2 separate regions of the Homo sapiens genome follow, and region 2 is linked to region 1. Evidence: chromatin loops called from intact Hi-C (ENCODE). Cell type or tissue: PC-3. All regions are shown on one strand. Each heading gives the region's core, and the rest is flanking DNA. Links, peaks and the distances in the headings are about the cores only.

The links. Hi-C counts contacts between places; a loop is a spot of excess contacts. Peaks named below come from ENCODE experiments on the same cell type or tissue, not always from the same donor. Only the 100,000 strongest peaks of a DNase experiment are listed, where the experiment ranks them.
Region 2: a loop joins it to region 1, with 2.8 times the contacts of the local background. A loop is called at or near these places in 2 of 110 quality-filtered maps.

The regions. Positions count from the first base shown.
Region 1 is chr10:36,108,405-36,119,940 of GRCh38, forward strand. No RefSeq gene overlaps it. Among named protein-coding and RNA genes, the nearest start is that of LINC02630, 220 kb to the left of the region's middle. RefSeq lists an enhancer at 4,124-4,293 and a cis regulatory region at 4,209. In PC-3, for the core only: no CTCF peak of the experiment used is centred there; a DNase peak (open chromatin) is centred at 6,657.
Region 2 is chr10:35,785,113-35,796,648 of GRCh38, forward strand. It overlaps PCAT5 (prostate cancer associated transcript 5), which reads left to right. Exons shown (of 3, transcript NR_110138.1): 2 at 11,494-11,536. Among named protein-coding and RNA genes, the nearest start is that of PCAT5, 13 kb to the left of the region's middle. RefSeq lists enhancers at 1-251, 10,044-11,243. In PC-3, for the core only: no CTCF peak of the experiment used is centred there; a DNase peak (open chromatin) is centred at 5,109; H3K4me3 peaks cover 923 bases; H3K27ac peaks cover 3,744 bases.

The DNA of each region.
Region 1 (11,536 bases), core at 2,165-10,164:
TATTCCTTTTTTGAAAATAAGAACTAATTTCTCAATTCTAAGAATAAATTACTTAATTTTTTTAAAATGTCTTGGGGAAGAAAATATTTTAAAATGCTAATTAGAATTGCATATAGACACTTTCACCTAAAATCTAATATAGAAACAATAAATATAATATTTGATAGATAAAATATATATATTTAAAAATCATAAGTAAAAGTTGTTGAGCATAACAAATTTAATTCTTTACCTTTTACAAAACCCCAAAGAATTGAGATTATTCTTTCTAGGCATAAATTCTAACCATACTAATGTGGAAATTTACAGGGTAAAGGTCATTTAGGTTTTAAGAGTTTGGGTTTATTGTTCGTTTTCTCCTTATAAGGTAAAATTCATTTGGGTTTTAAGAGTTTGGATGTATTGTTAGTTTTTGTCTTCAGTATGTTAAAGAAATGGGTATTTTTTGAAATGTGCCTTTGTATATGAAGATTATAATTAAAGATTTCTAATGTAGATATATTCATACACAGGTATATCTATGTGTGAGTATTTGTTGTATGCAATTATAATAAATACATTGTGGCAAGATCATTTTTCATTTTATTTTATCGATATTTTACAGGTTTCTGCTCATTCTATTTGAGTTAGAAACCATGAAAAATATATTTTAATATATCTAAATGTTAGTAGAATGACAAAATGCAAAGACAGAAGCATTTGCATGTAGTTATGTTTTTGTCAACTCTTTAATGAAAAGAGATTGGTCAGCACCATTGTCTCTTGGGGAGAATATATTTTTAAAATAACATGAAGTGTCAATTAGCTTAATTGTAACCATTTCATGATGTATGTGTATATCAAATCATTATATTGTACATCTTAAATACAAATATATATTTATGTGTAATAAAACAGGCACCTCTTTTTAAAAATGATTTTTTTAAACATTTCATGGTCCCACTTACAATCAGAATGGAAAATGCTGAAAGCATAGTGGAAAATATTTGAGGGATACTTTATAGTCGGAACTGTGAAGAAAACCCCAGGATTTCATTGTGGGAAACCAGCTCTGCTTTGCAGATTTAAGCAGCTAAAATAATTGTGACAACTCTGTAGTAAGCATCCCTGTGTTTCAGAGTTTGTTGGAAATGAGCCTCCTCCTCCCAGCTTGGGTCTGCTGGAGGAACTCCTTCCTCTGGTTTGCAGAGCCATAGCCCATGGGGCTGGATACCATTAGCTGTACCCAGGGTAAGAAGTTGGAATACTTGAGGGAACCTCATCAGATTTCTTTCAGTGTACACTCAGTCTCACACAAGCCTTTTTAGATAACTGCATGTGAAAATTCAGACCCTTGGAGTAAGGCACTTGTTCTTTCTTGCTCAGCTGTTCGCCCACAGCACCACCGAACTGCACAGACAGATTTGCCTGCCCTTTGGACTGGGATAATTGATCCAAGTTAATAATGCTCATGGCCCAAGCTTCTAATATTTCACAATAGTGAATTTTTTTCTCTTTAGTGATCTTTTGGTATACCAGTCCACAATTCCAGCAGATACAAAAATGTAACTAGAAGAAAATAAACAGCAGGATTTGAAAAAGGATATCAGGTCCTCTCAGTGAGAGAAAAAATACACATAAGAAAAAACTGAGAAGAGAAATGAGGACATCAGTTAAAAAAACTATTTGAGGCCTGTAGAGGAAAACACAAGCTAGTTGATTATTTTAAAAAATCTGAGTAAATAATGTTAGTCAAAAGGGTTAATAGGAGGTGGATAAATCTTTACAAATATAAAAGGAAGAATATGTACTATGAAGGAATGCTAGCACCACTTAGCAATTTCAGAGTGCTTTCATCTTCAAAGAAACTTGCATGTTAACTAATTAATCCTTCCAACACCCTTGTGACGTAGACATGACAAACAAGGACAGAAGCCAGCCTGAAATGACTAACCTACCAAACTCACTGGTTGAGGAAGAATTATGAAAGCATGACAATTTCTAGTGAGAAGGATCCTGTCTATTAATGATAGGGATTTTATAGTTGTAATTTGGTTTACTTAGGTGCTTTCTGTTTATTAAAACCAAGCAGCAGCAGGATATTATATGTGTGTGCACGTGTGTGTGTGTGTGTGTACTTCTAAAACTTGTTTAGAGAAATACAAAGCCAATAGTAAGATATTAAGTAAATAACTGATCCATCTTGAGCTCAGTTAATTCTATACTAATGTGAAATTCTCAAGTAACGCAAACATAAACCATCAGTATTAGCAGCAGTTAGGTAGTTGTTTCATATGACAATAATTGATGCATGTAGATGAGAAGTACCAACTATAAATTTCAATGGGGTAAAGGAAATAACACTTATTGGAAGCTTATTGTCTGTCCAATCCTATGACATGAAGTTTATATATTCTTTCTTAGTCATTTGAACACCAAGACAAGTATTCAAGGCCAGGTGAAATGAGAGGTCTGAAAATTTTTTAAGTTCTTAATTGCCAAGCTTTTATTTTGGAAACTTATCACTGAGGTTCTAGCTGACTACAAATGCCATCAGGATTGTAATAAACTTCTTCTACCTCTTCCAACATTCTGACCTCATTCTCAGTGGTAGGAGAGAACCTCATTCCTATTTGTCTTCCATAATGACTAGTGATAAAACTTGAGTTAATTGGAAGTAGCTTAAAGAGAGCCAAGGTGCCTAGAGACTCTGGCTTTATAACTGGAAATATTTATAGGTAACTGTACTCCCCAAAAGGATCTATATAATAATCATTTCTGGTAAAAAAGGAGAGAAAGAAATAATTCCCCCTGTGTAAGCTCTTGTAAAATACCTCTAAAATCTTTATGTTATCTCTGCCCTTGCGAGTATAGAAATAGCCCATTTTAATTCATTTAAAAATAATTTAATATTAATTAATGGAGTTTTGGTCTCTTTTAAAGGTACTAATTTTCTTCAAGAAAGGTGATTTTAAAATATCTATTTTATACAATATATCTTTTACAAAAACCTGGGTAATGCTATCTATTAATAGAAACATCTATCAATATACGTTAATAAAATTATTATAAAATAAAAGTAGGTGGTTAATACTTATAAAATTACAGATTAGCTAATTTTCTTAGTTTTCATCAGCTAGAAAATAAATTCTATAGTTTTAACATTTAATTAAATATAGAAAATTACGTTTTAGTCATCTTATTTGTTTCATCTACAAATGTTCCCCATCCTACCTCCAATATATATGCCTTTTTCTTACAATTTGGTTTTAGTTTTAAATCTTAGTAATTGATGCCTGTAGCTAGTTTTTTAAAGACCCCAATCTGTTTCCCTTTCTCTGCCTGTCTGTGTGGTACTGTGACACTTGTCTACTATTCCCCTACTGTGAAACCAACATATCTTTCCCCAGACTCGCAGAAAAAATAGCATGAGCTCCTGACCACTCTGGGATGATAACGGCAGTGCTGTGCTGTTGGCATGCTGAGGTGATGGTAGCAGGGAGTCACCTTACTCACTTGGGGTAGCAGCCATTCCATCTCAGCTTAACAGGGAGAACAGCAGTGAGTCTCACTGATTAGAAACCTGCTAACATATGCATCACCCTTGGTTTCCTTTCCTTTAGGATAATCCTCATTGTGGATATATTTAGCCTTATTGTGTTGCCTTAAAATTGCTACTAAGACCTTTGATATGGTATTGAGCTACAAATGATAAATGACTAAATATTTCCAAAAAGAAACTTGGCTGCCTTTTCTGCACCACTGCTACAAGATTTTCCTTCCAACATATTAAGAGCACAGAGTGCAATTGGATTGAGCTCTCACCCTTAACCTTTTCTGCATTGGCTCCACAATATTATGAGTTTGCGTCTTTTCCTTTCCTCTCTCTTTTCTCCCGGTCTTTCCTTCCCCAAAAATAAGCATGGATTTTCATCTCAGTCCATAATCTCCTTAACATTGTGTCTAGGTAACTAAGGTCATGTCTATTATTACCCCCAAATTTTAAATACAGTGCAAACTTGAAGACAATATTCATTCAGTCATTCAATTGAACAGTTTGTTGAGTGCCTACTATATGCCAGTCACAGTTTCAGGCATTAATGTAACAACAGGGAATAAGAAAAACGTCCTGCCCTGATGGAGTTAAGAGTCACTGGAGAGGCCAACACTGGAGTACTCTTAATGAACAGCTGTCCATTTCTATTGGCTCACAAAATCCAATCCATCTACTAGATTCCAATCACTCAGATACTTTCTGTTGTTTTTAATTTCTTCCTGCATTTTTGTGTTGCTACCTGAGATCATTTTCCTTCTGCCATGTCAAATCCATCATACAGCATGGTGACCATAGTTCGTGACGATATATTGTATTCTTGAAAAATGCCGAGAAAGTGGATGTTAAGTGTTGTTGCCAAAAAATGATAACTACGTGAGGCAATGCATTTGTTAATTAGCTAAATTTAACCATGCCACAATGTATATGTACTTCAAAACATCATGTTGTATACAATAAATACATGCAATTTTATATGTCGATTTTAAAAATAAATAAATTTGGAAAAAAAGAATTTCTTTTTTGTGTATTCTTGTCTGCTGGCAACAAATTGTCTCAGTTTTTGTATGGATGGTAATACCTATTTCTCTTTCACTTTTGAGGAATATTTTCTCTAGGTATAGAATTATAGGTTGGCTGTTTTTTTCTTTCAGCACTTTAAAGATGTCACCCCTTGTCTTCTTGATTTCATCATTTCTATTAAGACATCAGCTGTAAATCTTCATTGCTTCTTTAGATAATGTTTTTCTTTAGACTTTTTTAATATTTTCTTTTGTCCCTAGTTTCAGAAGAATTTCTATAATTCGACTAGAGGTGTGGGCATGTGTGTGTGTGTGCACATACGTATGTGTGTTTTATCCTCCTGATGATCTGCAGTTTTTCTAAGATTTGCATCTTGATTTGATTTTTTGGCCATATTTTGAAAACCACTATCTTGTCCAATATTTTCTCTGCCTTGTTCTCTCTCCATTCTTCTGAGACTTGAATTATATATAAGTTGCAATTTTTCTCCATGTCTCATATACACATATTGTATATCTCATACACATATGTATATGTATACTTCTATAATCTGTACATATATCCATGCATATTTTTCCTGTATTACTTTATCCCTTTATTTTGGTTTCTATGCTTCAGCCTGTATTTTTCTCCTGAATAGCTCTCTAATTCTTTTGTTGTATCAATCTGCTGTTAAACTTGTCTATCAAGTCTAAATTTCAGTGTGTCACATTTTCAACTCTAGAACTTTTATTTCATTCTTTTTAATAGATACCAATTCTCTAGTAAAATGTTCTATTATGTCATCTACTTCTGGAAAAATATTAAATACAGCTGTTTTAAAGCCCATCTCTAATCACTTCAATAACTTGGTTAAATCGAGGGTTTGTTTCTACTGCTTTTCCTTGGTCACAGTTCATGGCATGCCTAGTAAATTTTTATTGAATGACAGACATTTTGCAGACTCTGGATGATATATTTTTTTCAAGAGCATTTACCCTGGCCTGTATTAGAAACAGTGTTGCATCAGATGATATGAATCTGATCAGGGAGTGCAACTCAATGCTGGTTGCAATTACTGTATGGCTGTCTACCTCTGGTTGTCCCATACTCCTAGGGTGTAGACTTCTAGGATTCCCACTGAGATCCTGAAGTATTTGCTAGAATCCCTCTTCACTGATATTCCCAGGCTCTAATTTCCATATCTTTAGCATGGTCTGTTTAGTCAGTAGAGAATAAAAATACACTAAGCTTTAAAAAAAAAATGCTTTTACCCTTGGGAGTGTCATGATCAGGACTATATATGGAGGAGATTTAGGGAGCTCAAATAGGAGGTTATAGTAATAGTCTGGATATGAGTTAATGAAGGCTGCTGATACAGGAAGTTGGAAACAGGAATGTACATGAAGAGACAGATAGGGAACCTCTTATGGAAGAAGAGAGGGTGAGTAAACTAGTTGACTATGTGAAGGTTGATGTGTCAAAGTTTTTGAGCCTAGGGAGCTGAGATATGTTCCGTGGACAACTGGAAAAATGAGATTTTAACTTAGAAGATATTTTAGAGATGGAAATACACATTTGGGAGTAATACATAGGAGAAGATGTAAGAGTTTGAGGTGGATGAGAGCATTGCTTGAGAACACATAGAACAAGAACAGAGAAGTATAGAAGGACAGGATCATAGGAATCATATGCATTTTGGGGTGAATCTGATGACAGACAACTCCTTTTTTCACTTAACCAATGTGTGCCCCCTAATATAGAAGGCACAATTCCAGCAAAGGAAAATACCTTGAATTTAAATATAGACAGTATTTAGTATCACAAGGGAGCGGAGATGAAATAAAACATGAAATAATTTCTTGATTTCTACACCAGGCAAACCAAAAATTCTATCAGCGCTGTGTATAGGGACAATCAGTTCTCTAGTACTAATGAAAGATTTGGTTAACTCTATTCTTTTTAGAACTCTTTAGCATTTTGAGGACTGAAATTACAAAACAACTTGTTGAAAAGTGTATATGGCATTCTTAAATCCAGGAGAGGCATGAGTAGAGCAATGGGAATGTGTCAGTGTTGAAAGTAAATATACTTTGTGTCAAAATGCACTGTGGGGCCAGTGGTATGTGATAAGATACGGAAGCTTGCTTTGGAACTCTCCTTGCAAGTACTGGGACTGGGGTTTTAATAATATAAAAATTCTTGGGGCTTTCTGACAAGGAATGCTTGAAAGCATACATCACTGCAGCAGGCTTATCAGTCCACTTCTAGGACAAACCCAGAAAGAATTTTCCTGTATTAGTCTTCAGGCATTACATTTGCCTCAGCTGTCAGTTACATTTGCTGAAATAAACCAACCTTAGTGATCTTTGCAACATGTAGTAGTTTTAACAGCACATTGGAATTGAAAGGAACCCATGATTTGAATAAAAAATAGTAAATTTGGCTGGGTGTTTCTGTCATTTTTCAGAGTTCTATAACTGACACTGATAGGAAATATTTTTAGAAAAAACAAAATCAAACAGTGGAGTACTATGTCCTTGAAATATACACTTTGTGACTCTCTATGCACTGTGAAAGTAAACATGTATGTTTCTATATAGTTTTAATCCCTTGATAAGAGCGTAGATTTGTGGATGTTTAACTTAACAGCTGTGCCAATAAAACCCAGCCTGATACAGTCTTTATATGCCTGCTATATTTGAAGATATTGTTTAGAAATTTTTTACAGACCTTCTTCTCTTCACTATTCTTCACACCTCCATTTAGCTCCCTTCAGTGGCTGTGTATGTTCTTTTGAATTACAGACATGGAAGGAGAAAAAAAAAAGCTACTACATTTTCTGCTAACTGAAATGACATTCAGCAATGCAAGCAATAGTCACCTTTTTGTTTTTGTTTTTGTGATCACAGATTGGCAGGTTGGTACCAACCCATCTAGAGCAGTGATTCTCACCTTGGCAGCACTTTGGTGTTGCCAGGAAGCTTTAAAAAGGAGAGAGGCCTGGGTCCTATTCAGGGGTTCTAGCTTCATTAGTTTGAGCTGAATCCGGGACATAGGGATTCTTAAAAACTCCCTGGATAGTTATAAAATACAACCTAGAAGAAACCTTAAGAAACTCAATTCCCCAAAGTAACTCTTAGAATTAACTACATAGAAAACCCTGCCTGGATTTTCATCTCATAAATAATACTTAATCTTAATGGTTCTAGACATAGAGCCTGGCCATACTTATTCAAATATGAATTCAGTGTGAGTTTGAGAGTGGGAGTGTGAAAAACATGGGCCTATTTTATATGTGTTACTGGTGAGCTTGCCAGATTCAGCAAATAAAAATAGAGAATGCGCAGTTTGATTTGAATTTCAGATAAACATTGAATAATTTTTTCGTATAAGTATGTCATGTGCAATGCTTAGGACATGCTTGTACTAAAAAAATATTTATTGTGTATCTGAAATTCAAATTTAGCTGGCATCATGCATTTATTTGGCAGCTCCAATTACAGGACATGCAGGAAATTTTTACCAGTTCCACTTTAATCAAAGCATTTTACTTGACTTGTAACCAATCACCTATGAAACCATTTCGTATAGTTCTAATCACAGTGAAGTCACACAGAACAAGCAATCTAGCCCTTGTGGCTGAGACATTTAACCCAATTCACTAAACCTCCCGGCCTACTTTTTCACTTAAAAATTCACTTTGTCTAAGATATTTATAGAAGAGATCCATTCTAATTTCCTTTACCTCTTGAGTATACAGTTCGTAATTCCTCCAGCAGAGATTTATCAGCTTTCTAATACAGTTCTGGGGGAAATCCCCAGTGCCGAAGGGGTTCACTTCTCCAACATAAGTTGTCTCAACTATCTTAATCTGTAGACCAATTTGCTCTACAGCCCCCTACGGAAGGAACTTGTGGATTTTGGCAGTGTTTACCTTTCCTACAAACAAATTCGACATTTTCCAGACCGGCTGGCTCTTAAAAATCACTTGAGGGCTGGGGAAAAGCTGCCTCTAGGCTGCTGCAGAATGCTCCCCACTCTGTTCTAGGAAAATCTTTGTGCCCCTCACAGCTGCTCGTGGATAATCTATGGAGTCATGATTATTTAGAATCTGTGGAGAGGCTGTGCAGTTCCTGGAGTTAAGTTATTTTCAATAAGGAGAGCGGGAGAATCTGTCAAATAAAAAGATAAAATGTTCTGGCCTTATTTAATAGTAGTACAGACTTTTCCACAGGGAAAGGAGAAAAGAACAAATTTATATTTTGTTTTCTCATAGAGGCAAAATGTTTTTAGAAATGTCATTTTACACACACAACAACAACATTTAGTATATCACGTGCTTGCACACTGCTAGCTTTCTCTTAGTGTGGTTAGTCATCTTTGTTTGGGAAGCCTGAATTGGTATCATTATCCTTTTTCATTTGTTAAGATCATCCACTACTCTTTAGTTCCCCAGCCACCCCTCCCTGTCCCTGAGATAAAAACCCATTTAGCATCCTGGGGCAGCCGTCGTAAACTTCTCACACGAAAGAAACTTTCTTTGCAGGCACTAAGTAGAAGCTGACATCACTGTTAATCAAGGCGTTCCAATTTATGTTTTACAGAAAGAAGGTGCAATGCATGTGCTTGTTAGGGTTTCCTCACATCTGCCCTTTCATTTCTAAAGATTCTGAGATTTAATTGAATATTCTCCTCGTTCTGTCAGCTGTGAGACTGGAATTTTGTTTATCAAGATTAGCTTGATCTGGAAAGTATAATTTACATTTATACATTTATTTCCCCATGATATATTTTAATGCTATGTCTGGTGAATTAAAAGCTTTGTATTTAGTTAATTAAAGTGTTGTTTTCCTTTAGGTAGCAACTTTGTTATCTTCATTGCTTTAAACCTGAAGAGTTAAGATCTTAGCCTCTCAGCCCTTCCTTCTCCTCCTTGCCACACCCCCGTCCCAGCCAGTGTAGACCATGGTACTCACGGATCTCTTCCGGGTCCACTTCTGATGAATTTGGGGGAATGTCACTTTTCCAGCCAGTGTAGTCCATGGTACTCACAGATCTCTTCCTGGGAGCTTCCGCTTCCGATAAATTTGGGGGAATGTAACTTTGCTCCAATTGGTTTCTTGTCTCTTCTGTTTTCTCTTCCTACATTAAGGGTTTTTTTTTTGTTGTTGTTGTTTGTTTTTATTTCTGTTTGTTTGTTTGTTTGTGTGTTGGTTTTTAAATTTAAAGCCCTCTATCAAATGTCTGTTACCATTTAGCCTAAGTTTGGGGTGTGCTGAGATTCCCTCCTCTTTTTGATTCCCACCCTTTCTCTGCAACTCTGCTTGGGAATAACTGTATCCTTCCTCTTCCAAGTCTCTGCTTTGTTATATTATTCCTTTCCTTCTTCGTTCCCTCCTGTTTGCTCAGAAGAGCTGCTAACAATGAAATTTACTGTTCTGATTCTTCTGCTTATTTTTGCCACACAGGCCAGGTCCTGGCACCACTTTGCTCTGTCACCTCGACTAGATTGATTATGGGGTGGGAGTGGGGCTTTGACCGATTCGTAATTCACTACTAGAGGCTTTCCAAACTGTTGGAAGCAAACCTCTAACACTTTGATTTAATGCTTCAGAATGAACTTGAATCTTGGCCAAACTCACCAATTATTTGGCTCAAACGCATAAACCTGAGTTGCATTTAGCCTTATGCTCCTCCGTCCCATGAGCCCTGGAGTAGAATTCTCTTTGCGGGTGAAAGCCAGAGTTCATTTGCAGTGGGGAGTCAGGGTAGCTCCTTTTTATGGTTTGTGGTAAAGGCCAAGGGTGGGCGTGTGAGAAAGGGATGCTGGAGATCCTTCTCTTCCCTTCGTCTTACACAGAACCCCTCATTCTATTTCTCATCTTAAACAAAGCCTATCTGCACTTAAAGTTTTAGATTTGGGTTTTAAAATGATTGCCATTGAAGTTATGCAAACGTTTTAGTTTGTTCCATGGTTTTGATCATTTTTACAAACATAGTACAAGATATACCTTTAAGTTTTGTGTTTATTGGATAATACAGTTGGCCTTCTGTATTCCTGGGGTCTGCATCTATGGAATGAACCAAACTATGATAAAAAATGTTCAGAAAAGGAATTGCATGTGTACTAAACATATACAGACTTTTTGTCTTTATTGTCATTATTCTCTAAACAATGTAGTATAACAACTATTTACATACCATTTACATTGTATTAGGTAGTATAAGTAATCTAGAGATGATCGAAAGTATACAGGAGGATGTGTGTAGGTTGCATGCAAATACTACATCATTTTATATCCAGGACTTGAGCATTTGCAGATTTTCATATCTCCCGACGTCGTGGAAGCAATCCCTCACAGATACATAGGGACAAATGTATATGCTTTGATATCACACAGCTTACAATGAAAGTAACACTTCCATTACCACTCAGGTAATTGACTCTCTTGAAAACTGAACTGTGTCCTCCTCTTACAGGTACATAGAAACTTAGAGTTTAGAATCCATCCTCAGGTACTATAGCACCCCTAACATCAAATATCGTTGTAGTGTTTTTTATGACAACATTTTTTGCCCGTGGAAAATGTGCCATGATGACTATAACCATCAAAGGGGCTGTCCCAGAAGGCACATGTCAGGTCTGCATAAACTGAGAGAGTCCAACTTCTCGCTGGTTCATGTCTGAGGCCACGGCAACTACTTTCTGCCAAATAAGTCAGCCGGGACATTCTGGCAGCTTGGAAGGGATTTTTATGTGGATGGATATTAGCAGCTTCCCAGACACAATTAAATCAGGCCAGAAACCATATTAGACACTTTTGCCAAATTTTTATTAAATCAAAGTAAACTAGGTCACTGCTTATTCCTTAACATTATTTTGGTAAAACTTAACCTAAGTCAAAGATTAGAAGAAAAACTTTGTCTCCCTCTCCCCACTGGCACTGCCTTTGTTCTAACAAAATAACATTGATTTTGGATTCACCAGGATCACAAGTT
Region 2 (11,536 bases), core at 1,819-9,818, 320 kb before region 1:
TCACTCTTTTTTATATTTTTACAAATATGCATAGTGAATAAGAGAAGAATAAGGGAGGGAAGAGAAGAAGAATAATGTTCCCAACACAAAGAACAGATAAATGTTTGAGGTGATGGAAATCCCAGTTACTCTGATTTAATCATCACACATTATATACAGGTATCAAAATAGCACGTGTACTCCTAATATGCACACAACTATTAGGTATCAATTAAAAAGAGAAGAAATGTCTCAAATACCAAGTTTCTTGCTACCTAGGTTAATGCTTCATTTCCCTGCTGCCTTCTCCAAAAACAGCATCTCATCACCTGTATTCTTTCCTGTGTTGAGCCTCTGGGTTGCGGGGGACCCACCATGGTCTCTGCATGGCCACTTCCACAGAGGCTGTCACTTTGCTCCCCTCCTCTTCCAGAATCCCTGCATTTGAATGGCACGTTAGACTGACTAGTCACTGTTATAGTCATCTACAACCCCAGGGCCCTTCCGCTGCTCGCTGTTGGTTTTTGCAATATGACCATTGCCTTAACTCTTGGTGACTTAAATACCCACATACTGTACATAAGCTGGTCTCTCTATTCCCTGACCTATTCTCCAAAGATCTTATTCTAGACACCACTTCAGTCCCCCATTCCACAGTCACACTGGAATAGCTACAAAGTCTATATTTCCATTGCAAACATCCTGGGCTCCAGCTGCAGCCTCCTTCCCCTGTCACTCACTTCCTTCACTGCCCTGTCCGCAATGATGCTTTGACCTGCCTCCACCCCTTAACTGTGTCCAGAAAAAACCACATGCCCAGGCTTACTGCTCTAAGTCTCTTTCATCACCCTGCGCTTCCAGGGGGACTTGAGTGCACGTGGCAGCCAGGCTCCATCTCTATGGTCCACTCAGTGCTCCTGGCCCTTGCCCATGACTCACTGTCCTTTCTGCCCTCTTGCACCTTCTTCACTCAGTTGATGATCTTCCTTCCTTCCATCTAACAGAGAAAGCAAAGGTGATCAGAACAGAACTTCCACCTGCTCTCCTCATTTTGTCTGCCCACCTATCTGAAATCTAGGTGGAGGTTCCCAAATCTCAATTCTTGACTCCCTGCACCTGAACGCTCAACACCAAGTGCAAGCTGCCAAGACTTAAGGCTTGCGCCTTCTGAAGCCGTGGCCCGAGCTCTATGCTGGCCCTTTTCAGCTAGAGCTGGAGCAGCTGGGACACAGAGTACCAAGTCCCTAGGCTGCACACAGCATGGGGACCCTGGGCTCAACCTATGAAACCACTTTTTCCTCCTAGGCCTCAGGGCCTGTGATGGGAGTGGCTGCCATGGGGACCTCTGAGATGCCCTGGAGACATTTTCTCCCTTTGTCTTGGGGATTAACATTTGGCTTCTCATTGCTTATAAAAATTTTTGCAGTTTTCTTGAACGTCTCAGAAAATGAGATTTTCTTTTCCATTGCATTGTCAGGCTACAAATTTGCTGCACTTTTATGCTCTGTTTCCCTTTTAAAACTGAATGCCTTTAACAGCACCCAAGTCACCTCTTGAATGCTTTGCTGCATAGATATTTCTTTCACCAAATACCCTACATCATCTCTCTCAAGTTCAAAGTTCCACAAATCTCTAGGCAGGGGCAAAATGTTGCCAGTCTCTTTGCTAAAACATAACAGGGGTCACCCTTATACCAGTTCCCAATGAGTTCCTCATCTCCATCTGAGACCACCTGAAACTGAATTTTATTATCCATATCATTATCAGCATTTTGGTCAAAGCCATTCAACAAGTCTCTAGGGAGTTCCAAACTTTCCCACATTTTCCCATCTTCTTCTGAGCCCTCCAAATTGTTCCAACCTTTGCCTGTTACCCAGTTCCAAAGTCACTTCCACATTTTCGGGTATCTTTCCAGCAGTGCCCCACTCTACTGATACCAATTTACTGTATTAGTCTGTTTTCATGCTGCTGATAAATCCAAACCTGAGACTGGCCAATTTACAAAAGAAAGAGATTTAATTGGATTTACAGTTCCACGTGCCTGGGAAAACCTCACAATCATTGTGGAAGGCAAGGAAGAGCAAGTCACATCTTACATGAATGGAAGCAGGCAAAGAGAGAGAGAGCTTGTGCAGGGAAACTCTGCCTTATAAAGCCATCAGATCTCATGAGACTTATTCACTATCATGAGAACAGCACAAAAAAGACCTGCTCCCATCATTCAGTTACCTCCAACTGGGTTTCTCCCACAACATGTGGAATTCAAGATGAGATTTGGGTGGGGACACAATCAAACCATACCAGTCATCATGATGGGATGCCGTCTTCCTTTCTGTTTTCACCCCTTCTAATGCACCTTGCACACTACCGTCAACCTTTATAGAGTGCACATGAGTATGGCTTGATTTAGTCTGTTTGGGCAGCTATGACAAATACCATAAATTGAGTAGCTAATAAACAACAGATATTTGTTCCTCATAGTTCTGGAGTCTGGGAAGTCCAAGATCAAGGTACTGGTAGATTCAGTGTTTGGTGAGGCCACCTTCCTCATAGACAGCACCTTTTGTGTCCTCACGTGGTGGAAGAGGCTAACTAGTTCTCTTTGATAATGGCACTTACTCCATTCATGAAGGTTTTGTCCTCATGACCGAGTCACCTCCCAGTGGGCCCACTCCCTATACAAAAACATGAATGATTAGGTTTCCATATATGGATTTGGAAGGGAACACAAGCATTCAGATCATAGCACTATTCCCTTGTCTACAATCCAGCAACCTGTCTTAGGTAACTTCATCCCTTTGGATAAATATTCAGTCTGTTCAAAATCTAGGTGCTGACATGTATATGCTTGAGTCTTAAAGGTGAAAGGCTCCTACAAATAGTTTTGGGGACTCCTATGCAATCCTTTCTATTCAATTTCCTCATTGCAAATAGACCCTCCAAGAGAAAGAGGAGGTAGACTATGCTTGTTAAAGTATGCAGCAATCTAAATATAGTAGTCCCCTCTTATCTGCAGGGGGTATGTTTCAAGAACCCAGTGGATGCCTGAAACCCTGGATAATATAGAACCTTATATATATACAGTTGCCCTTAGTATCTGCAGGGGATTGCTTCCAGCATCTCCAGCAGATACCAAAACCTACAGGTGTTCAAAAGTTCCTTATATAAAATAGTTTAGTATTTGCATATAATCTACACCTCCTGTATACTTTCAATCTTCTCTAGATTACTTATTGATATGGTTTGGTTGTGTTCCTACCCAAATCTCATCTTGAACTGTTGCTCCCATAATTCCCACATGTTGTGGGAGGGACATGGTAGGAGATAGTTGAATCATGAGGGTGATTTCCCCTATACTGTTCTCATGGTAGTGAATAAGTCCCATGAGATCTGATTGTTTTATAAGAGGAAACCCTCTTCGCTTGGCTCTCATCCTGTCTTGTTTGCCGCCATGTAAGATGTGCCTTTTGCCGTCTGCCATGATTGTGAAGCCTCCCAGCCACGTGGAACTGTGAGTCCATTAAACCTCTTCTTCTTTATGAATTACCCAGTCTCAGGTATGTCTTTATCAGCAGTGTGAAAACAGACTAAATACACTTATAATACCTAATATGATGTAAATACTATGTACATAGTTATTATATTATATTAGCTTTTATTTGTATTATTTTTATTGTTGTATGGTTATTTTTATTTTTTTTTATATTTTTGATCCAAGGTTGGTTGAATTTGCATATGTGGAACCCATGGGCATGAAGGGCTGGCCGTCCTATGTTCTTTTCCTTTATATACAGAGCTATGAAAAAGTTTTATTTATAAATTAAGCACAGGAAGAAATTAAAAACAATAACTAGTAATAAAATAGAACAATTATAACAATATACTGTAATAAAAGTTATGAGAATATGGAAAAAATGTTGTCTTTTAACTCTCCCAGGTAGGGTCTGGGTGGATGAGAGGGAGCTCCTCTTGGCAGAAGCTGGAGGTGTTAAGATACACACGTTTGCAGCCCCTTTGCTGCCTCTGCTGGGGTGCTGCTCATCATGTCTCATCCCCTGGTCCCATCTGGCTGAGATGTCCCGCTGCTGCTTGCCTCTGGATAATTGGTGTCTTGGCCAATTGTTTTTTTGAAATAGAAGGAAAGACATGATATAGTGGTCCAGATGCAGATAGGTGGGCAGACAAGTGAGGAGAGCATGTGAAAGTTCTCTTCTGATCACCTTCGCTTTCTCAGTTAAATAGAAAGCAAGATCATCATGCAATGATTAATCCAGGGAAATCTCCCCTCCCTGTTCAGGGTTAAGGCCAAATCTCTGTCATCGCATGCCGTGCCCTGCATAGGTGGCCTTGCCCACCTCACTTCTTGCTGCTTCTCTGTAATGCACTGCACGGGAGACTTTGGAGCACACCTTTCAGTCCCCAAGCGTATACCCTGGCTCCAGCCTTCTGTGCCTGCCCTTATGTGGCTCCTTCTGTTGGGCTTACCCCACTCTTGTCTGCCAAGTGATCTCCTACCCATACCTCAGGGCCAATCCAGTGGGTTACCTCTGGGGGCAAGTTTCCATGAATACCCTGGATGGAGCTAGCTATTTTCCCTTTGGTCCCTGATATAGTTTGAATGTCTATCCCCTCCAAATCTCATGTTGAAATGTGATCCCCAGTGTTGGAAGTGGGGCCTGGTGGGAAGTGTTGGGTCATGGAATTGAATCCTTCCTGAATGGCTTGGTGCATTTCCCATGGTAATGAGCGAGTTCTTGCTCTGTTCACTTAGGAGTTGGTTGTTTAAAGGAGACTGGCACCTCATCTCTCTCTTGCTTTCTCTCTCTTGCTCCTGTTCTCAACATGTGACATGCTGGCTACCTTCCCTTCCACCATAACTGAAAGCTTTCTGAGGCCTTACCAGAAGCCAAGCCGATGCCGACGTCTGGTTATGCTTGTATAGCCTGCAGAACCGTGAGCCAAATAATCTTTTCTTTATAAATTTCCCAGTCTCGGGTGTTCCTTTATAGCAATGCAAAACTGACAAACACAGGTCCCTTATAGTACCTCATCCACATGCCTCTGTGACCACGTATACAATGATTTATTTGAGACATTTATTTATGTGTCTTACTCACCCTCTCCCCGAGGATAGGGACCTGTCCTGACTCATGAAACCACCAGTGTCTAGCAGAATGTCCTGCACATAGTAAATGTTCAATGCTTGTTTGTTTGAAGGCCAAAATGAATGAATGGACAGGATTTTTGCCTTTATCTAGGTGTTCAGCTAGTCACTGATTGTAGAGATACAAAATGGAGCAATTTTTAAAAAGTGAATAGTAAACAAAGAGAACATGTAATAACAGCAACTTAATTAACATTTTAAAGTTAAGTTGCTGACTAATTTCACTCCCAAGATTTAGAAATGCTGTATAAGTCTAAGTCATCACTTTCTCCCTCTCATTTTCAAAGTAGAACTTCCAAATCAAATGATGCTGACCATTTAAAAAAAATTTATTTTCAGAAATAGTAGAATATATAGAATGCTTAATCAGGAGGGCTCAATAATCGCTGAAAATAATATCAAAGATTCCAATAGCAATGTTTTGCAACACATTACTAAATAATCAAAAAGCAAGAAGCCATCATTTAGACATTGGGATGTGCAGATCAACTTGGTTGAAAGAATTGGTATCGTCAATTCAGGCAATAGCTGTGACCCAGGAAGGGATTACCAGTTTTGCTGTACTTAAAATTCTGTACTTTGCTTTGCTCTAAGTCCACATTTCTCTTGTGCCACTAGATGCTTGTTCTAACTCAGTTTCATGTTGGGTTGTTGCTGTGCTGGGAAGATGAGCTTTCAGAGACTCAGTTCATAGCAGACAGTGGACTTTGGTTAAATATGAAGAATGCCTCTCTCTCTAAACTATAATAAAGCCCTTTTACATCACATTCATCCTGATATTACCTTATTTGCTTTATTGACTACAGAGTACTTATACATACGCTCACGTCTTATAAAAATTGTATCTAGCAGAGCTATAAATAATTAAACTTTTCCTAGCTGGGACTTGCCTGTATAAAGATGTTACAAATTCAAAGTCATAACAGGGAGGGTAGAACAGTGATTTATCACTAACAACTCTCAGCTTCTGGCTTTGTGTTTCTACTCATCTGTCTCATTGCTGAGTCCTGTGGTAATTTGTGTCTGTAGAGCCCCATGGCGGGAGAAAGAGAGACACAAGAAACCAGAGGAACAATCTCAGTGGTGGTTTCTCATAACTGGATCCACGCATGCATAGGTTAGAGTGAGACTTTTCATAACTAACTTCAATTGCTATTTCAGGAAGGTCCCACACAATCTGACGAAATGCATCCACTCTGCATTAGTTTTAGAACGTGCCACAGTGACATGGGCGGGGAAAAAGGGGGCCCTCTCTTAAGAGCCTGGCGCCTGCTTGTAGCAGCAGACACACCTCTTATCTTCCCTGCTTTAAAAAACGTAACCATTCATCATTAGATAAACTCACTTTAAAATGTGAACACAGTCGTTACCAGATCAGCCTCAAACTATTCACTTTTGTGACAGTATTTAACTATGATCTCAGCGCAGGATAAAAGCTTCTGATGAAGTCTTTGTATATTCTCTTATAAATTTGATTACTGATTCATGTAAGCCACTACTCATAAAAGTAGAGATTAATGAATAACAATTGCCTTGAAAATAAAATTGTTACCAGAGAGAGAAAGGTGTGTATTTTCATTTTCCTCGGGTGTAACAAGGGTGCTTGATGCTGCACGTGCGAGACGTGGTACTGAGGTCAGTTCCCCAGCACGGCTGTCATCTCATGGAAGCCAACTTTAAAAGGACTAAAAGCATCCATGGAGATGGGTTCGTGGTAGGAATCCCACGTCACAGATGAGGCTGGTAGGTTTTGAGGAGGGTGTTATGCCCACCTACCTGCATCAGGACCAGGATCTGTGTTTCACGTGACCACAAGGCCAGAGGAGCTCTGGAGGGCGGATACTTCAAAGGCACTTATTGTGTGCACAGTACACATGCAGAAGGAGCAAAAACCGCTTGTGGGGAAGAATTTGATCAAAGGAAAGAATGAGAAGAGAAAGGGGGGAGTCAAAAGAGGAGGGTATAGGAACAGGCTTGGAGAAAAGGGAAGATGAACAATTCAAGACAAATGTGAAATACTACATCTCAATTTTGTCCAGAGCCAACCTGTCTAATGGCAACCAGGCATTTTCTGTGGTTGAGTGTGAAATTCCATTTTTGCAATAAGCCCCAGTGTTTTCAAAAAAGAGGCCCGCTACTCCAGGCCTGGGGACACCTACGATGAAGGATGAATGACCCCTCTCGAAGGTGGCCTCTTATGAGCACATTGCTTAAGCCCCACGGACACCAGGACCTGCTGGATGACTCATCCATCCAGGACAGCTGGTTTCTGCATTCTCTGCTTCAAAAACCTCCTGAGATGGAGATGCTAAAATCTCACATCTCACTTCCGTGGTCGAGCTCGTTGAGAGTAATTTTTTCCTGCTTCAATGAACAACTGTTCCCACTTGTTTATTCCTCTGTGAGAGAGAAAGCTGTTCATCAGCATTAAGAAAAACCATCTTATACCTGACATTGTTAAACAGTCATTATGTAACCATATCTCAGCCATTTCAGTCCCTTTGCATATTTCCCTAAAATTGAGAAAATTTATATTAAAGAGATGCAGAGTACGTGGCAGGGAGATAATATTTAAATGCATTTTTGCATCTACTTCTCAACTTAGCCACTTACTGAGCACCTACTATGTGTAATTCAGACTGTTAATGGCAATGTCCTTCTCTGGAATCAGTTGATCACTAATGTGATTTTGCACAAGTTTCTTTTTTTTAATATATTTTTGAGAGAAAGTTTCACTCTTGTCGCCCAGGCTGGAGTACAATGGCATGATCTCGGCTCACTGCAACCCCCACCTCCCCAGGTTCAAGCTTTTCTCCTGCCTCAGTCTCTCCAGTAGCTGGGATTGCAGGTGCCTGCCACCAAGCCTGGCTAATTTTTGTATTTTTAGTAGAGACGGGGTTTCACCATGTTGGCCAGGCTGGTCTTGAACTCCTGACTTCAGCTGATCCACCCACCTTAGCTTCCCAACATGCTGGGATTATAGGAGTGAGCCACAGCGCCCAGCCTTGCACAAGTTTCTTACTCCTTCTAGGTTTTCCCTAAAAGCGAAGTTGTAAAATGGTGATGATGATATTTAAATGATCGTCATAAGAATGGCATCTTTGAAATATGTAGAATGTCAACTACATACTAGATGCTTAATAAATTTTAAATTTTGGCCAGGCACAATGGCTCATGCCTGTAATGCCAGCAGTTTTGGAGGCTGAGGAGGGAGCACTGCTTGAGTACAGGAGCTCAAGACCAGCCTGGGCAACATAGTTAATTTTGAAATTTTCATATGATAATAGCCTTATTTAGAATTAGTGACAAAAGGATAAATTAATTGCTCAATAATTAGGTTTGGAACAATGGGATAATCATATTTTTAAAGTTAGATTATTATCCACAAAATCTCAAATTACTTAATGGCTCCAGGTCTTCCCTAAAAGTGAAGTTGTAAAATGGTGATGATAAAATTTAAACGATTATCACGAGAATGGTATCTTTGAAACGTGTAGAATGTCAACTACATATTAGATGCTTAATCCATTTTAAATTTTGGCCAGGCACGGTGGCTCATGCCTGTAATCCCAGCACTTTTGGAGGCTGATTTCAATGTAAAACACAAAACTATAGGAGTACTAGGAAAATTTTAAGAGAAATATGTTATAGCCTTTGGGTACAATGGGCCTTTCTTAGCATAACATCAAAGCTAGAAATTGTGAGAAAAAATATTCTTATAGGAATAATTGTACAATTGTACAAAGATGGTCGTTCAAAGATGTCAGTTGCCAAATAGTTTTAATGCTAATGACATGTAAAATGCTTAGCATATAGTTTTGCATGATAAAAATCATGCAAAAGCAGCCTACAAAACTGTTCACTCCATATTCTATGCTATTTTAAGAATGTAAATTCAAATACCTACAGCCAGTTGTGATGGCTTACACCTATAGTTCCAGCTACCTGAGAGGCTGAGGTAGGAGGATCACTTGAACCCTGGAGCTGGAGGCTGCAGTAAGCTATGATGGCACTACCATACATCAGCCTGGGTGACAGAGTGAGATCCTGTCTCCGAAAAAAAAACCAGTTAATAAAGAAATTTTAAATTTTAATTTGGGGACTATGCCACGTGTAAAGGCTCACAGAAAAATCATGGTTCAGACCTTGCTCTCCAGGAACATGTTGTCTATAGCGGGAGTCAGGCGATACGGGAGGGATGTGAGAAAGCCTCCAGGGAAACAGACCAGGGATTGGGCTTGTTTGGGGGTGGCCTGGAAAGGTTTGCCTGGGTAAGACCTGTCTGTGAAGGGCAGGGGTACAGGGGAAGGTGACATGAAAGCCATAAGGAGGGAAGCTGCCACAGCTTCAAGAGGTAGCTGTTGAAAGTCTCATCTGGGAAGAAGCTGGCCAGGCGGTGGCCTATTGTGACTGTGCATTCCTCTAAAACCAGACAGTTCCCTGTTGGCCAGCTGAGGCCCAAGCGTGGACAACAGCACAGCTCTCCTCCTCGGAGCCTGGTCTAGGAAGGAAGGCAGTAGGAAGCTAAGTCCGTGGCTGGGGACTCTCAGCCCAGGGTGCAGGGCCCTCGGCTTCTGGTTGGTGCCGCTGCAGGGCTGCGCCTGGGGATGCTATCGAGGTCGTGGGAAGACTCATTTGGAAATAAACTCCTGGTTGGCTGAATGGCTGCTGTTCTCAGATTCGCGTAGATTGGACAGAGGCCCGTCCTGGTGGAGGGAGAGGAGCCTGGCTCCCAGGCTCTTGGTTTCCAGCCTCCTCTTCTGCTATCAAAGCCCCAGCCTGGGCTGGCAGCTTTTCAGGGAGGGTTGTCTATCTGTCGCTATGCAGCAACTCTGATTCCCATGAAGGCAAGTTGCACAGGGACATCCACAGAGTAAAAATCCTTGAGAGACTAAACTGAGATTCAGCGGTGGAAAGCCTAGAACAGCAGCCCCTGACTGGATAGAAAAAAACAACAGATCCCTCAGAGAACAACACCCCTGGCCACATCCCTCCTCCAAGGGCCGAGGCAGGTCAGTTGTGCAAATAAGGACAAGGCCAGTGGCTCCCTGGGCTTGGCTCTGCATCTCAGGGGCCATCAGTGTGTGCGTGACATCCAGCATGAAGAGTGAGTTTGAATGGATCAGTGCCACCGAGACTCCTAATCTGTTTTGGAGAAGGAAATGCAGTTGACATAATTTCTGTCGTGGGCTGTGTGCCCCATGCTCTCACGTTACCATGACTCACCTTGCAGGAAACTGATGTATAGCTGTGGGTTGTGCTGGACTGGGGAACAATACCATTTTGAATGCTGAGACGGGGAAAGAGTTTGCCAGACACATGGACCTTGGGAGTGGTTTCGATGTCTGCCAGGCATCAGGTGGCCTCCCTCAAATCCCAGAGTTTTGTTCACATCACCATGGAGCATCAGCCAAGGCAAACACCACCTTCCTCGCTAAGCGTTTACCGTCCCCGGGTGGTTTCTGCAATAAAATAATAATCATTGCTCTTTCCTGAGAGCTAACTCAAAGCCCTGCGTGTTGCATCATCTTCAATGCCCATTAGACCTAAAAGGCAGGATGATCACCATCATTTTTTAGATGAGGAAACTGAGGTTCAGGGAGCTTTAAGGACTTGTTTGGGTTTGCACAAGTTTGGAAAAAGATTTGAACACAGGTAGGTCTAACAAATCTCTTTTGTTTTTCCCCACCATATTATGCTTTACATAATTCTAAAAGTTTGAGATCTATATGTCTGTTACAGCCTTTGTTTTTTTAGAATTGGAGTTCTCAAGAGGCATTTGGGTCACACAGTGACTGTGCTGGGACTCCTAGCCACCTCTACTGGCTCCCTTCACCCAAAGATATAATCTTCTTGTTACTTTCCAGTCATTTGTACTGAAATCTCATCAGAGATTAAATATTTCCTACCCTATTTCCATACTCTTTATGTTTTTTTCTTTAGAGATAGAGTTTTGCTCTGTCACCCAGGCTGGAGTGCAGTGACCTAATCACAGCCCACTGCAGCCTCAAACTTTCTAGGCTCAAGTGATCCTCCTGCCTCAGCCTCCTGAGTAGCTGGGACTATAGGTGCTTGCCACTACACCCGGCTTATTTTTGTCTTTTTGGTAAAGATGGGGTCTCACTATGTTGCCCAGGCTGGCCTCAATCTCCTAGCCCCAAACGATCCCCTTGCTTTGGCCTCCCGAAGTTCTGGGATTACAGGCATGAGCCATCTCGCCCAGCCTCTATTTTCATATTCTTTAACTGCACATTTCCCTGAGCTAGTCTCAGATTCTGCTGTCTGTTTTTCTTACTGATTGTGCAGATTTTGAATGAAGTCTCTCTCTTCTGCACATTTGCCTTCCCCAGACAGAGCTTGCTGCGGAAGTAAAATTTCAAAATAATCCTCCAA